Linked DNA regions of Mus musculus: region 2 is linked to region 1. A link is a loop called in an ENCODE intact Hi-C map of the cell type or tissue named here. Cell type or tissue: heart. All regions are shown on one strand. Links, peaks and the distances in the headings refer to the core of each region. The heading gives the core; the rest is flanking DNA. Region 1 holds the start of Elovl1 (elongation of very long chain fatty acids (FEN1/Elo2, SUR4/Elo3, yeast)-like 1). Region 2 holds the start of Tie1 (tyrosine kinase with immunoglobulin-like and EGF-like domains 1).

What was found. Hi-C counts contacts between places; a loop is a spot of excess contacts. Peaks named below come from ENCODE experiments on the same cell type or tissue, not always from the same donor. Only the 100,000 strongest peaks of a DNase experiment are listed, where the experiment ranks them.
Region 2: a loop joins it to region 1, with 2.2 times the contacts of the local background. A loop is called at or near these places in 3 of 42 quality-filtered maps.

What each region holds. Positions count from the first base shown.
Region 1 is chr4:118,424,258-118,433,001 of GRCm38, reverse strand. Elovl1 (elongation of very long chain fatty acids (FEN1/Elo2, SUR4/Elo3, yeast)-like 1) reads right to left here and starts at 4,909. Exons shown (of 8, transcript NM_019422.3): 1 at 4,787-4,909; 2 at 2,447-2,506; 3 at 2,097-2,287; 4 at 1,859-1,939; 5 at 1,680-1,736; 6 at 1,488-1,593; 7 at 1,269-1,405; 8 at 49-1,104. The coding sequence starts at 2,492. The coding sequence ends at 883. Cdc20 (cell division cycle 20) reads left to right here. Exons shown (of 10, transcript NM_023223.2): 10 at 1-101. The coding sequence ends at 39. In heart, for the core only: a CTCF peak has its summit at 4,823; DNase peaks (open chromatin) are centred at 3,351, 4,101 and 4,961; H3K4me3 peaks cover 3,073 bases; H3K27ac peaks cover 2,768 bases.
Region 2 is chr4:118,484,852-118,493,609 of GRCm38, reverse strand. Tie1 (tyrosine kinase with immunoglobulin-like and EGF-like domains 1) reads left to right here and starts at 3,761. Exons shown (of 23, transcript NM_011587.2): 1 at 3,761-3,962; 2 at 6,925-7,233; 3 at 7,313-7,423. The coding sequence starts at 3,905. It also overlaps the pseudogene Gm12859. In heart, for the core only: no CTCF peak of the experiment used is centred there; a DNase peak (open chromatin) is centred at 3,659; H3K4me3 peaks cover 2,559 bases; H3K27ac peaks cover 2,357 bases.

The DNA.
Region 1 (8,744 bases), core at 1-8,000:
GTAGCTAAAAGTAGCCTCATCCACCAAGGCATCCGTTGAACAAACGCATTTCCTTTCTTGTTTTTATTTTATTTTTTCTAATAAAGTTCGTATCTTCCTTATGTCCCAGCATCCTTCCTACATGCTTCCCCTACTCTGACTAGAGCTAGACTTGGCAACCCCCCTTTTTATATTATTTTTGTAGTTTAGGGGACCAAACCCAGAGCCCTGCCTACTGAGCATCATTTTTCTTTTGAGACAGGGTTCAGGCTCTTTTGAGCTTCCTGCTTTGTACCCTCCCCAGGAGCTGGAATTACCGCATGCACTACCACCCATCCCTTTTGTTTGTAAACAAGCCAGAGCTAAAGCTGTGTCCCGCACCTCATTTACACACACACACAATCTCAGTGGTTTCCCGTCACTTTAATTAAGACACAAGTGAGCGCACAGCCTGACTTCCAGGCCTGCTGCCTGCCCATTCTGACCTTTGGCCCGAAGCTCATGCTTCCATGTGGAGTGAGAAGGGAGCCTGAGTCCACAGTGACAGATTATTGCTGACCTCTTCAGTGTGAGGAGAAAGGCCACAAGACCCGGGTGCGTGCCGGCCAGCCCTGAGTGTTCCTCTCCCAAGTTTAAGGCAGGGAGGGGGAAGTAAGTGTCCAGCCCTTTCAGCCTCCAGTTCTGGTGGCAGACAGCAGTGAGGCCACATCCCTGGAGCTGGCTGGGAGAAGGGATGGGAACAGTGGCCCCTGTGGACCAGCTGTGGGGAGGGGAGAGCCAGTCCGCCTGCTCAGTCCTGACCACAGAGCCCTGGTCACGGGTGTAGGTAGAGAGGACACTTGTGGATGCTGCCCAAGGTGCAGTCCTGAGGCACTTAGGTGGGCAATGTCTAGGCCATGCTTCTCAGTTGGCCTTGACCTTGGTGGTAGCTGGAGCTCCATTTTGCTGAACTGCACGGGGCAGCCGCTTCCCCTTGGTGTAAGAGTGATACCAGAAATTGGAGAACAGTATGAAGAAGATGGTGCCATACATCCAGATGAGGTGGATGATGATGGGGTACTGGTAGTTGCAGCTGGGCATGAAGTAGTATTGGCTGATGTGCAGTGAGACCAGGACAAACTGGATCTGGGATAGAAAAAGACAAGGGTCAGAAATAGGTTGGGGCGCAGAGGGGGGGAATAGAAATAGCTTAGGGTGGGGAGGGCAAGGATCAGAGGTGAAACTGGGTAGAAAGAAGGAGCTAAGTTAGAAACACTGGGGGTTGGCTTTGGGCCCAACAGGCTCCTCACCAGCTGAATGGCAGTCATATGTTTCTTCCACCAAAGGTAGGGCTGGGCCACAGGGCCAAGGGCAGACAATCCATAGTAGAGGTACATGACGACATGTACAGAGGAGTTTATCATGGCATGGAAGGAGCCCATTCCTCCTACGATGGCAAACAAGATGGTCAGGAGATGAGCCTCTCTTCCCCGTGGCCACCCTCTTCTCCAGCGGCCTTCACTGCTCACCTGGAGCAATTTTTATCCCCCACCACCAACTCCAGGGAAGCACCGAGTGGTGGAAGACATGGAGGAAGGTCACTTGCCCGTCCTTCTTCCGGAGGATAAATATCACCTGGGGGAAGAATGGGGAGGTTGCATGCCTGTCCCCCCCCCCGTCCATCCTTCCCACTCCCAAGTTGTAGTAGCTGTAACACTCACTGTGTCCATCAGCTCAATGACCTTGGAAAGCATGAAGAGCCAGGCCACTCGAACCATCTGTGAGAAGTCAGATCAATCTTAATAGTTACACAGTATCCAAAGAGCCTCTGCTACCTGGCCAACTCTGCTCTCCCTTATCTAGGTTGCTTATAATTATGGTTACCTAAGGCTCTACTTACCCGAAGTGCTTCAGGGCTATTGGAAAAGTCTATGGGGTCACAGCGCCAGGTGTAGGTACTCAGCCAACCAGACATCAGAAACTAAGAAAAGAGTGGATTAAACCATCCGTTCTCTCCCAGCAACCCCTCCCCTTCACTAACTGAACCTCGGCAACAGATAGTGCCATGCTCTGGCCCATGCCCTGTACCCTAACTCTTAACCTTCAACAGAAACTACAGCCTAGGCATTCCAGCCTACCTCATAGACAATGTAGAGGGAGAGTATCACCAGTGAGAAATTGTAGACAATCATGAAGCCTCGAAGTTGGAAGGGCTTCCGATTAGCCATGATTCGAGGCCCAAGCGATAGGATGAAGTACACATAGGTCAGAAGGATGGATGTTATTAGCAAGGGGGACCCCATCAGAGGGTAGCTTTGGATCCGGGGATCTGTGAATAGGATGTCAAAGGAGTGAGGGTCACAGGGTTTAAGAGCCTTCCTTGGTCTAGACATGAGTCAGGTCACAAGGAGTTCCTAAGGACATAACCCTAGATCCTGGGATACCAGGGAAGAAGGGAAGGAAGGCAGTGCCATAGACAGCAGCTTACCCGCATGCTTCATCAGCTCGTGGTACAAGTTCACAACAGCCTCCATCCTGGCTAAGGACTCTAAGGAGGGATGGAGAGGAGGTATTAGGCAGGGACCACTGCATGGCCCCCCATCACACATGTGGTCCACAGGACAAGATACAGAATCAGACAGCTGCTGCCTCACTGACAAAAGGATAGGTCTCTGAACTAAAGTATTTTCCTAGCATACACAAGGCCCCAGGTCGAATCCTGGCCATGGTGAGGCCATGGTGAGCAGGCGTGTACTGGGAGAAGAGACAGTCTGGAACATCGGCTGCCGAAGCATCCGGCCTGCCTGGATGGAGCTGTCCCACCTTTCCCCTCCACTCTCTTCGAGTGTTTCCCTTCCCTGCCTTCCTCCTTCCCTCTGAGACCTGCCTTCCAGGTCTCCTGGAGCCTTTCTCCTCACAACACAGTTCATCTTCCCAGTGAACTTCCTCAACCTTTTTGGCAAGCAGTCTCATCTCTCAGCTTTGAGAGACACTCTTCTCTCCAGAGAATCTCCCCTTCAGCCACTCCTCTCATACCCCCTTCTCCCAGGTAAAGTCCCTCTGGCCCTTTTCCAAGACTCTCCTCTCGCCTCTGTCCCCTGCAGGGACTCCCACCTGCTTCTGTCCTTTCTAGTACCTGAACAAACCTAGGGTTCCACTTCTGTGGTGAACACCAGTGCCCCCGGGCTTCCCCTTTGCCTCCCAGGCTCTCACCTCCAGCCTCCTGCCTTCTTCCAGTGCTTCACCTCCAGCCTCTCTCCTCCCTTCTTCTCAGGGGCAAGTTCTGCCTCTCTCTCTCTTCCACTCCAGGAGCCTGGCTCTTTGAGACTCCTGCCCTGGCGGCTCCACCTGTCTGACTAGATCTTGTAGCAGCCCCGCCCTCCTCCCGCCCCCGCTACGTTGGGCATGGGGTGGAGGGTGGGTCCAGGCCACAGGTCAATGCCTAGAGGAGCAGGACCCACCAGAATTGAGAAAGCCAAGTGAGCCCCAGCCTCACCACCTCTGACCAGCCAGATAAGTTTGTAGGTTCTCCAGAAACTTCTGGCCAGGACGTCTGGCCAAAGCCAGAACTGCTAAAAAATCCACACCCAGCATTCTCTCCCAAACCAGCCATGAATTCTTAGTTTGTCCTACTTTAGAATGGGCATCACCCTTCCCTACCAGGGAGGGGTGAGGACACCAGTGGTATGTGAGGAGGTGGGAGAGTGGGGGAGGTCTCAGGAATCTTTCCCTCTTCTGGGAGGGAGCCTCATGGGCTAGGTCCCCTCCTCCTCAAAGTTGGAAGGAATGCCAAGGGAAAGTTTATAGGGATACAAAAATTTAGCCTAGACCCAGGAGAGCCTAGGACTTTGTCCCAGAGGACTCCGGCAATTGCCCAACAAGCGGAGTGCTCCAGCTGCTCTCCATCAATCTCCAGCCTTGGGGCTTGAGTTCTACCATCCACATCCACGCTCTCACACAGTAATATGTACCTTCATCACACCGCTCTCAACCACCCCCAGAGACATGCATACCGCGCCAGGAGCTAGCCAGCATACATCCACACACAGTCCAGGCATATCTTGTTGACCACATCACCCAAACAGGCCTCCCTACTGGACTCGGACATGCCAGGCTCCTAAACTTCACACCTGTCAGGGATTGCATTAACCGCGGGACATACAGCTGACCAGGCATGGGTACATCTTCACCCACACCTCCCTTCTGCACACACAGCTCTCTGGTGAGTGACACTCATTTCTTCCTACAGTTAGACTTTGGTTGGTGGCTTATGTTGGAGTGGGGCCTAGCACTTAGGCATGTGCTCTGACACACGTGAGCTTGCCAGTTCCTTATCTCCTCCCTCAACCACCTCCTCCAATTCACTCGCCCTTCACCACCACTTAACACCGGGAGATACACAGTGACCCAGAGGGCAAGAGGGAGTCCAGACTTCTGAGGATCTCTCCCTAAGTTTGAGGGAAACCCGGGTGCGCACCACCCCCCTCCCGCAGTGAAACAGAGCCAGTTCCCTTAAGATGGATGGAAAAGAAAAAGGGCACCGGCATGGGGCAGGAAGGGAAAAGAGAGGAGTGGGCAAAGGGTGGAAGGCCAGGAGGTGCTGAAAAAGAACTAGGTGTGAGCAAATGGGGGTCAGGGGCCAAGGTGCCGGGGAGGGATCCTGTGGGCAGGCCCAGCCCCAGTGCCTGGGACCTCCCACCCACTCGCCCCAGGAACAGCCTCGCCCACAGCCTGGGCAGGGCAGGGCAAGGCAGGCAGGGCAGGGCTAGCCTGGCCAGCCAGGCAGGGGGCGCTGGCACGTGGGGAGCCATGGAAGGTACACACTCACCAGTGGAAACCAGGCGGGCAGCAGTGAAGGGTTCAAAGGGATCAGGGCCGGAGAGAAGTCCCCAGGGCCGCCTGCCGGCCACTTCCTCATCTGCTGGGCCGACTTTCTGTCACCAGAGGGGGAGGGGGCGGGCCGGGCGGGGGGCGCCTGCTGATTGGGCGGCTGGCCGAGGCAGGAGGGGCCGTCCAGCGCCTGCCTGGCCGCCAGGGCGGGAGCAGGGGCGGGTCGCCAGATCCCGGGGCAGGAAGCACACCCAGCCCCAGCTCTCCACCCCTTCCTTCGCATCTCTCAGCCTGTCCCGCCGATGACTATGGCTTGGCCCGCACCCAGCTTCTTCTTGAGGTTCAGCCTGCATGGCCCCATTCGTGGTCCTCTGTCCAGTCCAGCATGAGGACCCACTCATCTCCTGTCTGCTTTGTGACAGTCGCGGCTTATGATTACGGGAAATTTCCAGGGTTCAACCGTTCCCTCAAGGCTTTTCCTGGAAGAGGAGGGCCAGCTGTGCCTACTAAGGGCTGATTGGGGTGGCGGGAGGCTTTAGCGGGAGGCAGCAGTCGGCCACCACCATGCTTCTCAGAGCCTATAAACTTGGATGAGTCCTAGCTTTAGGAGGCACAGAGAGGATTTCCTGGAACGGAGATGGGAGAATACAAGTGGCCCCAGGCAAGAACTGTGAATCACTGTCTAAACTGGCCTTCAAGGTAGTGAAAGGGGGTGGGGGTGGGGGTAGCAAGTGAAATTGGCTGTGGTTCAATGTAGTAGATCTTGGAGGCCAAATGAGGCTGCCTGACTTATTCTAGAAGCAGAAGAAAACAAGAATTTTGAGGCAGCTCATCTCATCTGTCAGACATTTACTGGCCATCTACAGTGAGCGAAACCACATTAAGCTCTGCTCCCCACACTAACATAACTTATAACCCAGGTACAAGGTACTAGAGAGACCAGGTGAGAGGAAAACAGCTGGTCTGAAGAGGTAACAGATGGGGTTGGGAAAGCCAGACAACGTTGCAGGGGTAGGGGTGGGGGAGGAGTTAGATGTCAATTCAGTACCACCACCCACCCACCCCAGCACCAGATAGTCCAACTATTGCATGGCATGAAATCTGTCTTTCCTATAAAGACTCAATTACAGCTTGGACAACTGGATGATGTAAGTAGGCAGAGAGTTGAGGAATTTAGAAGAGGCAGTGGCTAGGAAGGATAATAGGTTCATAATTGGTGGATTTGGTTACCTAGGCATTGATAAGAGATGAAGGCCAGAGTATAGTTTTCAGCATTCTTTAGATTACCTGTTTACCTGTTAGCACCTACTCTTGACCAAAAAAAAAAAAAAAAAAAAAAAAAAAACAACCAGCAGAGAATTTACTTCCAAACCCAGCTTCTGTATCATTGTATACTAGACCCCCATGTCCCTGAAATGTCATTCTCAAGCCATAGCCTGAACTCCAGCCATCAAATGTCAGCAGCTTTCTCTCCAGTGAACATCTGTGGTGGATCCAAAAGCTCCCAGTGGAGCGTTCGGGATGGTGTTTTGCATGTGTGATTAAGACTTGTTAGATGAATGTGCACAAATTTACATACAAACATATCCATCTATGGGGCTGCCTCTGACTCTCAAGCCTTCATCATCGTGAGATGCAGTCAGATCTCCACTCTGTAAACCACTCCTGCTTCTGACTAATGTATTTTCTGCACCTTTCCCAACTCCACGATCCTTTCAGCAGGAAAAGTTCATATTTTAGTCATATCTCTTAACTCCAATTGGACCTATTATCTGTCATGCAGTTAACCGTACATGTTTTCTGACTTGCTGTTAAAAATACATAGGACAATGGAAGGAAAGGAGAAACTAAGACCCGGAGAGAACAGTACATCTTTATATTTCTCTTGAGAGTAGTGTTTATTGAGTTAACCAATACTTACCAAGGTCCTGATGGCTTTCATGTGTATTCAAACAGCTCTAAGGCCACACCTGACTCTGAAGTTCTGAGCTTAAATGTCCCAGTTAATGTGTGTGTGATCGTGCATATATTTTAGGAGGTATGGAACCTTCTAAAAATGAGAACAAATGGTCCCTAGCTTATAGGCTTACTGTGAAGGTTAAGGCAATAGCCCGTGTAAAGTGCTTAGCAGTCTCTGTCTCAATATTAACAGTCAGGGTAAGAATCAGGCCATTACACAGAGGACATGTTTGTATATGATTTAATGAGTAGTCCTTTAACAAACCTTTCCTAAACAACGAGCAAATCCATAAACAGCTCTGAAAGTCCTACCGAGAGATTTGGGCCTACATCTCCCTTGTGAAAGCACACTGGCAAGATGACGACACCGTCCTAAAGTCAAACAAACAGGAAGCTTCAAGTGTGTGCATATTCATCTGGGCCACACTGAGAGATGACTGTGGCAAGGCTTCAATAAATGTTGGCTGACTATATGAGTGAACAAACTCAAAGACTCTATTCTTAACTTGGTCCTGACAGAAAGCATCTTCCAATACCCGATATAGCCCAAGTCTGCCAAATGGCATCTCCACAGCTATGGAGTCTTCAAAGCACCCAGCCCAGGAGAGCAGACATACACATAAATGAACACACAGTCACATGTAGGTGAAGTTCCCTATGAAAGCTCTGGGGAATGGGGAACCTAATCAGCTCTGGGGAGTGTGTGTGTGTGTGTGTGTGTGTGTGTGTGTGTGTGTGTGTGTGTGTGTGTGTGTGTGTGTGGTTGTTCTTAAAGGCTTCTCTGAAATGATACCTGACACTCAGAAACACTTTCTAGCAGTTAGGGAGAGGCTTTTGAGACACACAGAGGCAATGTAATGGCCTAGAAGCAAAAGATGTGGTAGGTGATGGAAACTCTTAAGTAGAGTTCTCTCCAACTCAGAGCCACCCCAGCCTCCCCCAACCCTCCCCACTGTATGCTCGTGTGTGTGTGTGTGTGTGTGTGTGTGTGTGTGTGTGTGTGTGTGTGTGTGTGTGTGTGTATATGTGTGTGCGCGTTTTGAGACAAGATCTCACTATGCAGCCCAAGCTGCTTTCAAATTCCAGATCCTCCTGCCTCTGTCCCCTCAGTGCTAGGATTACAGGCATGTGTGACCATCCCCAGCCTCTGTTTATAACTGCTGGCCCTGAATGCACACAGGAATCATGGGGGGGGGGGGAAGCTTTTAGACTCAGTGCCTGGCTCTCACTTCTAAATTGATACTAATGGTTGGTTGCTTTTAACAGGAAAGGGTGGGATCTTGTTTATAGGCTGTATGGAAAGACAATGGGACCCATCAGAAACACACACACACACACACACACACACACACACACACACACACACACACACACACATACACACACACACACAGACTGGCTTTGGCTAAGGAAAACACGTCACAGGCTGAAATGTGTAGAAATGCAGTCTGTCGATAGGTTGGGATGACACTTACAGAGTTTGATAAAGATTATTTCTCTTCAGCAGCAGGCGAGGCACTCCCTGAGCCTGAGTCGCAGCAAGATAAGAGGTTTTAGGAACTGATAAAAGTCTGGTAAACTGATGGCAGGCATCAGGCATGCTTCCTGGGCACAGAAGATGGCTCCACCTCTTGGGAACTGAGCAGGGTGGTGGTATTCATCAGAAATTTGGGTTTAGGGTTTTTGTTTTATTTTGTTTCTTTTATAAAGGAGGCGGGAATGTGTGTGTGTGAGTGTATGTGGAAGTTAGCAGCACCTATCTTTCCTATTGGTGCTAGGAATCAACCCCAAGTACTTTACCAACTGAGACATCTTCCTAGTGCTGCCCCCCCCTCCACCCACTTTGAAGGTAGGATCTCACTTTATAGCTCAGGCTAGCCTTGGATTCTCTATTTTCCTGCCTCAGCATCCTGAGTGCTAAAACTACAGGTATATACAAGCACTCCTGTATCCCAGTGATGCTTAGGTTAGGAGGGTGGACATAAATGGGACCGTGT
Region 2 (8,758 bases), core at 609-8,608, 60 kb before region 1:
AAGTCATAAAGTGGGACGTGCACAGCAGCAGTCTATTATCAAATGGAAGTGGTATATACGTGATCGGGCCAGAGCAGGTCCTGAAGGCACAAGCAAGTTACATGAAGAAGTTGCTCAAATGCCTATGGTTTCTACTCCTGTTACAATGCCATCTGCTGCCAAGCATGCACCTATAGCCTCATGGGGTGTTCCCTATGATCAACTGACCGAAGAGGAGAAGACTAGAGCCTGGTTTACTGATGGCTCTGCACGTTATGCAGGCACCACCCAGAAGTGGACAGCTGCAGCATTACAACCCCTTTCTGGGACAACCCTGAAAGACACAGGTGAAGGGAAATCTTCACAGTGGGCAGAACTTCGGGCAGTACACATGGTATTACAGTTTGTTTCCAAGAAGAAATGGCCAGATGTACGATTATTCACTGACTCATGGGCTGTAGCCAATGGATTGGCTGGATGGTCAGGGACTTGGAAAGATCACAATTGGAAAATTGGTGAGAAAGACATCTGGGGAAGAAGTATGTGGATAGATCTCTCCAAATGGGCAAAGGATGTGAAGATATTTGTGTCCCATGTAAATGCTCACCAAAAGGTGACTTCAGCCGAGGAGGAGTTCAATAATCAAGTGGATAAGATGACCCGTTCTGTGGACAGTCAGCCTCTCTCCCCAGCCATCCCTGTCATTGCTCAATGGGCACATGAACAAAGTGGCCATGGTGGTCGAGATGGAGGTTATGCTTGGGCTCAGCAACACGGGCTTCCACTCACCAAGGCTGACCTGGCTACAGCTGCTGCTGATTGCCAGATCTGCCAACAGCAGAAACCAACACTGAGCCCCAGATATGGCACCATTCCTCGAGGTGACCAGCCAGCAACCTGGTGGCAGGTTGACTACATTGGACCACTTCCTTCATGGAAAGGACAGCGTTTTGTTCTTACTGGAGTAGATACTTATTCTGGTTATGGATTTGCCTTTCCTGCACGTAATGCCTCTGCTAAAACCACCATTCATGGATTGACAGAATGCCTTATCTATCGTCATGGTATTCCACACAGTATTGCTTCTGACCAAGGAACTCATTTCACAGCCAGAGAAGTACGACAGTGGGCCCACGATCATGGAATTCACTGGTCTTACCACATTCCCCATCATCCTGAAGCAGCTGGTCTGATAGAAAGATGGAATGGCCTTTTGAAGATGCAGTTACAGCGCCAATTAGGTGGTAACAGCTTGGAAGGCTGGGGCAGAGTTCTTCAGAAGGCAGTATATGCTTTGAATCAGCGCTCGATATATGGTACAGTTTCACCCATAGCCAGGATTCATGGGTCCAGGAATCAAGGGGTGGAAAATGGAATAGTTCCACTTACTATCACTCCTAGTGACCCTTTAGGAAAATTTTTGCTTCCTGTCCCCATAACTCTAGGTTCTGCTGGCTTAGAAGTTTTGGCTCCAGAGAGGGGAGTGCTCCTACCAGGAGCTACAACAAACATTCCATTGAACTGGAAGCTCAGACTTCCCCCTGGTCATTTTGGGCTTCTAATGCCCTTAAACCAACAGGCTAAAAGAGGAATAACAGTGTTAGGAGGGGTGATAGATCCAGATTACCATGGGGAAATTGGATTACCTCTTCACAATGGTGGTAAGCAAGATTATGTCTGGAGTGTAGGAGATCCCTTAGGGCGTCTCTTAGTACTACCATGTCCTGTGATTAAAGTCAATGAGAAACTACAACAGCCAAATCCAAGCAGGATGACCAAGGACGCAGACCCATCAGGAATGAAGGTATGGGTCAATCCTCCAGGAAAAGAGCCAAGACCTGCTGAGGTGCTGGCTGAAGGAGAAGGAAATACAGAATGGGTAGTAGAGGAAGGTAGTTATAAATACCAATTAAGGCCACGTAACCAGTTGCAGAAACGAGGATTATAAAGTAATATGAATGCCCATTGTAAATTTACTAATGCGTTTGCGATTGTACGAGGGATAGTTATATCATGTTAGGCGTATTTACAACCTTGTTATTGTTTCATGTGAACATGAGATGTTATTTGTGTCAAGTTGACAAGGGGTGGATTGTAGTGGCTATTCCTGGTTGTCAACTTGACAATATTTGGAATGAACTACAATCCGGAATTGGAAGGCTCACCAGTGACCCTTATCTGGAGGCTTGGAGATCCTTATCTGGATCTTGGTTTGAAGATCTTGAGCCGTAGTGGCTATGGATTCCAGAAGATTGAATCTCCGAGTTAAGGAACACACCTTTAATCTGGGCTATGCCTTTCATCTGGGATTAAAGGTGTGGTGGAACACACCTTTAATCCGGGCTACACCTTTTGCTGGAGACAATATAAGGACATTGGAAGAAGGGAGTCTAGCTCTTGCTCTTGTTCCTTTGCCTGCTTGCTGCGTGAGACTGAGTAACTGCTAGATCCTTGGACTTCCATTCACAGCTGCGACTGAATCATTGTTGGGAATTGGGCTGCCAACTGTAAGTCATCAATAAATTCCTTTACTATCTAGAGACTGTCCGTAAGTTCTGTGACTCTAGAGAACCCTGACTAATACACCAAGTTTCCTGATTTAAAAGACGCTGAAGCAGTTCAGAAATTCTTCCTTGAAGAGACACAGCTTGGTGAAGGGTTATTAGCACAAGGTGACTACGAGAAGGGTGTGGACCACCTGACAAATGCCATTGCTGCCTCCGCAGCTGCTGCAAGTGTTCCAGCAGACTCTTCCACCACCAGTGTTCCAGATGCTCCTGACCAAGCTTCCGACCGTTAGTCAGAGAACTGTAAGTGCTCAGAGCCTGGCTGACAATGATCTGGAATGAACCAGATAACAACATAATAAAATCTCAGTAAAATAATTTAACAGTTAGCTTGGAAGCTGGTCAGCTCTGGGGAAATCAGGGTAAATTGTGCTGTCATGAACTGTCCCACACTGACATCGGCCAAAGTGAATATGAACTTTGGTAGATCCAATGCCTGTTCTATTTATTTTTCCAGTGAAAAGTATTTTGATAGAGCTTTTCATTTTGTAAATACACTGAGTTAACCAAAATATCATGGATTTCCGTTTGTTCTTAAGACATGCAACTCGTCTACGGCTATACCACTCTGAACGCGCCCGATCTCGGAAGACATGCAACTCAAATGTAAATACAGTAGAATATTACTTAGGTAGAAACTCCTGGTGATTTTAAAAGATTGGAAAAGAATATGAGGAAGAGTTGAATAATGCAAATTCTAGTGTGTGTGCTACCGAAGTGAACACTTAATGCACAGTCTACAGACTAGGACATTTTATCGTGTGTTGTAAAATTGGGTAGAAACTTGTGTTTGTGAAAACTGAGCATTAAAACCTTACAGAGACCGTTTCTTGTTTACTTTTGAAAAAAAAAAGAGTCACGTGAGCCTCATTTTGTATTTGTGTGTGTGTGTGTGTGTGTGTCTCCCCTCCTCCCAGCGTGTGTGTGCTGGGAGGAGGGGAGACCCCAGAACAATGTCCTGCCTCCAAACCTTCTCAATAGGCGGAAGCCACTGGCTTCCTCCCTTTCCTGTCTCCCGTGCTCCAGCAATGCAGATGGAAGGGACCGAAGGGATGGGAGAGAGAGCCCAACCATCCCCAGATCTGTCCTTGTCACAACCTGCCTCCCACCTCTAATGCCCCCCCTTCCAGAGACTTCCAGGCCACACCCATCCCGGGCTTGTGGGGGCTGGACACGGGAGGACTACAGGCGACAACTCTTCCCACCCTCTCTCCCTGCCACCCCTCCTACCCTAACCATCATTTCCTCTTCCTCCCCAGCACCGAGGTGCACTGAGCTGGACAGGCTGAACACTCAGACCCACAGCAACTGACCCCGGGCCCAGCTGGCCTTGGCTGGCCCAGGGCAGCTTCCAGAGTATGGTCTGGTGGGGATCCTCTTTGCTGCTCCCCACTCTTTTCTTGGCCTCTCATGTTGGTAAGTCTTCCCTGGAGTGAGCAGAGCTCCTCCCTGACTCTTGATTTCAAGGCCTTAATTCCAGCCCCCGACCCCCAAGAAACCCTAGCCTAGCCTAGCAATAGACCTCACAATATGGTGGTGAGCATGGGTTGGGGGAAGGGAAATAGAGAGTTATTGTTTAATGAGTGTAGCATTTCAGTTAGGGTGTGGTGGTGGACTTCTTTAATCCCAGCACTTGGAAGGCCAGCCTAGACTACACAGAGGACTCCATGTTAGCCCCATAAAGACTTATGGAGACCTTACGTCAAAAACAAAAACAAGAGCTGTGGAAATGGGTGGTGATGTTCACATGAGGTTATGAATGCATTTATTAACACTGAATTGACTGTTTACAAGTGGTTCTAACGGTAGATTCTAGGGTATGTGTATTTTAACACAACTTAAAAATTGCAGGGACAAGCAGAAACTGACATCATCATCATCATCGTCGTCGTCATAGCGTCATGACGATTTTGATCCACCAAGAATGAGGTCAGGGTGGGGAAAACTCAGGCAGGTGCTAGGAATCACTGCCTGGAGGGGGGAGAGGTGAGTAGGGGCAGAAGTCAGCCATCAACTTGGACCTCACGAGTAACTGTGTTGGGCTTAATCAATAATTCATTGGACAGACAAGCATGGTGGCTTTAACTCCAGTACTCAGGAGGCAAAAGCAGGTAGATCTCTGAGGTTCGAAGCCAGCCTGGTCTACATAGCAAGTCCCAGGACAGCCAGAACTACATAGAGAGACCCAGTCTCAAAATAATAACAATAATAATAATAATAAAATTTATTTAGCACCAATGATGTTCCATTAGTTGAGAATATGGCAACACCTAAACCTATCATATGACAACTAAATGATGCTGGGCTCCCAAAGGTTGATACGTTTGTTGTTTAAATGGAGCTGTGTGTACAGAGGGCATGGAGAAGCTTCTGAATGCTGGTGGCAGGTCCTTTCAGTCTGCTGACCAGAGAACTAGAAGTCAGAGGCTGCCTTTGAGTGGTTCTGTCTGGTGGGAAACACAGGCCAGGAATGAGGGCCAGACAGAAGCAGACATCAAGAGCTTTTGAGAAGCACTGAGAAGAGAGTCAGCTTACTCTGCCACAGGACCAGAAAAGTCATGAAGGGTTTCCCTAAGAGAGGTAGTCAACAGAGTAGCAAGTGCAAGCTTGGGAGGTATGGAAGCCCATAAGAAAAAACTGTAGGCCAGGCAGTGGTAGTGCACGCCTTTAATCCTAGCACTTGGGCAGCAAAGGCAGGCGGATTTCTGAGTTCAAGGCCAGCCTGGTCTACAGAGTGAGTTCCAGGACAGCCAAGGCTACACAGACAGGGCTATACAGAGAAACTCTGTCTCAAGAGAAAAAAAAAAGAAAAAAAAGAAAAAGAAAGAAAAGAAAAGAAAAGAAAAGAAAAGAAAGACGAGAAAAAGAAAAAAAGAAAAGAAAAAGAAAAACCTGCAGAAGTATGTGCCAGCAGACTGGAAGCTAAGGGAAGAGGAGCCTGGGCTTGGACAACCTGGCTCTGCTCCCTTCTAACTGTATGACCTTAGGCAAGTTTTGAGCTTTTGCTCCCTGGTTATAAAACCATCATCCTGGAAGAGGATAACACTCACCTCCCAGGACAGTGTGGTCCTGAAAGGACGAGAGCATCACTAAAGGGCCCCGGCACATAATTGACATCCAATAAACATTAATTATTATGACAGCAGGAACACAAGATGACTCTGAAGTTAGTGTCTCAGGTAATGGGTGTTATCCTTTGACTCAGAAAGCTTGGGAGAGGTGAGGGTGTAGCTTAGGAAACACAGATGCAAATGCATTGGGAGCTGAAAGGCCACACCAGAGCTACTGACTCAGGGGTGACAGTTAATGCCGAGGGAGTGGATGAATGTGCTCCGTAGTTATTACAGCAAAGGATGTCAACTTCACTGGAAGCCATGAGGATGCCAGGGAGAAAGGGCATTTGGTGCCCGCGAGGTGGCCAAGAGATGCCAGCTTCTTTGGCTTACGATAGACCGTCAAAAATATGCTAAGTGGCATTTAAATGAATTGATGACCTGACAGCTAACAGGCAGGGAAGGGCCAGGGAAGGAGGGGCCTTGGAAGGTCTGGGGTCACAGGTCTGAAGCAGGCTGATCACATTCTTCTCCTCGGTCTTGCCCACTTCAGGGTACAGATTTTACGCTCCAGTTGCACTAGCCCGGGGCAGCTCCCCTCCCCACACTACAACATTTCTCATACTTGAGCGTAGGGTGGCCTCTCCCTACGCCTGACCTTTCGTTCCTCCTCACCCAAGCACCTTCTAATGAAGTTTGTTATCTGCATCTTTTCCTGTCCCCTTTCCTTCCCCCGCCCCCCTGCTGGTTAGATGTTCCTCCCTCTGAGCCAACACCTCCATCTGGGAGGGATGCCTGTGTCTGGTCCTCCAGCTTCCCAAGGTAGGGCCCAGACCCACCTGTGTCTGTGTCTCTCTGGCCCTAACCGATCTTCAATCCCAGCCAGTCAAATAGTCCTCAATTAGTTAAGCAAGAAAGAGGGTGTGCGTCCTCATGACACTCCAGTCTCAGCGACTCTTCTAACCTGCACCTCCATGATGGGGCAGGGACAGGTGGCTCAGGGATAGCCTTGGTGGGAATGGTTCACACAGGAGTCAGGGCAATGACCTGACACGGACAGAGTAAGGGAAGGAGACAGAAGCGTAGCTCATTCCCTGTCTGGACCAGAGAAGGATGTGTGCTTTTGTTTATGTTTTAGGACGAAGAGGCTTGCAGGTAAAGAGCGAGCACATGTGTAAGGGAAGGGAATGGGCGGAAATCTTTGAAAAAGTGAAGTCTTCTAAGGACACAGTGAAATATTAACACAAGTTACTGTTGGAGTCCCGGGCTCCTGGGGCTGCTGAGCTGGCAGGATCCACCATGGAGTCACTGTTGTTTGGTCCTAGGTGCGTCTGTTGACTTAACATTGCTGGCCAACCTGCGCATCACAGACCCCCAGCGTTTCTTCCTGACCTGCGTGTCTGGTGAGGCCGGAGCAGGGAGGAGCTCGGACCCGCCCCTGCTGCTGGAGAAGGATGATCGCATCGTGCGCACCTTCCCGCCTGGGCAGCCCCTGTACCTGGCACGCAACGGTTCTCACCAGGTCACGCTGAGGGGCTTCTCCAAGCCCTCGGATTTGGTAGGCGTCTTCTCCTGTGTGGGTGGTGCTGGCGCGCGGCGCACTCGAGTTCTCTATGTGCACAACAGCCCAGGGGGTGAGTCTGGCCTACCAGGAGATCGACCACCAGAGGGAGGGCTGTGTTGTAGATCGCTGAACTTACCTCTCATCCACAGCACACCTGTTTCCAGACAAGGTCACACACACGGTGAACAAAGGTGACACTGCTGTGCTTTCTGCCCATGTGCACAAGGAAAAGCAGACTGACGTGATCTGGAAGAACAACGGTGAGGGGCAGTTGGTGGGACAGGGAGACCCATGATGCTGACACCTTAGGTCTTCCATCCATGGCCCACCATATACTTAGTCCACCCTGACCCACCTGCCATCCTTGTGACCAACCTCTAGGGGCTTCCCTCTCATCTGTAGCTCTGAGCCACCCTCCTACTGTACTAAAAGGACCAGGAGCCTGCGGCCAGCTACCTCTATGTGCTATGTTAAGCCCTCATCTTTGACCCTCCCCTAGGAGTTAGCAGGTGCTGTCACATGACTTGCCTAAGAAAAGCAGCAGTCCCCATAGGAAAGAAGAGAGATGGTAACGTGTGCCCAGCACAGGCCAAGGGAAGTCTAACCTCTCTCAAAGACTTGCTTAACTCAGATCCTTGATGTCCAAGGCAGACATATGCTGAAGTCCACAGAGATCTGTGGGTCTCAGCTCTGTGCCTGCCCACTACCCTGTCCTTATCCACTCTGTGGAAGGACTCCTTTTTTTCTTGAGTAGCCCCCAAAATGTCTGCTTCACCCCCACAATCTGCTGGCCGCCTCTTGGATACTTGGCTCCTAAGGGAGGAGATCTTTTTCCTTAGGCAGAGGGAGCTGTAGAAAAGGGAAGGGAGGCCTGAGTCTCTGCAGTTTGTCTGGAGCTCTTATCAAAGACAGGAAGGAACAGGGTTGTATGCCTGACTAACAGTATGGACCCCAGATGAAGAGACTGGGAAAGAGCCCTGAAAGGCAAAGGAGCCAGACAGAGGAAGAAACAACTCGCCAGGAGACAGGCAGGGTTGACAAGAACAAAAGCAGGAGGGTCCGACATACCAGATGTTTCTAGAGGGCAAACAAGCTTTTAGGAATTCGAGAATGTAGGGGTCAGGCAGGGTGTGGTGGGGTACGGGGCTGGAGGATTGAGCAGGGACCAAACTGGTGAAAACAACTGCCAGGGGATTGGTTGTCATTCGGGTGCAATGGAGAGCCTCGAGAGCCTGCAAGAGTACTGGGGTACAGAAGAGTCTATTGTAAAAGCAGCCCCCTGAAGCCAGGCAGTGGTGGTAAATGCCTTTAATCCCAGCACTTGGGAGGCAGAGGCAGGTGGATTTCTGAGTTCGAGGCCAGCCTGATCTACAGAGTGAGTTCCAGGACAGCCAGGGCTACACAGAGAAACCCTGTCTCAACAACAAAAAGCAACCCCCTGTCTGCCCAGAAATAAAAGGCAGAAGAAAAGGGTTGGACTAGGAGCCGATGGGGGAGGAGAAGGTCTTGGTGGCTCAGAGAGCAGGAAGAGGATGTTCTCCTGCTTCCTGGCTTGGATCTGGTGGTGGTCCCAGGTCTGATCACTGTGGGCGGGC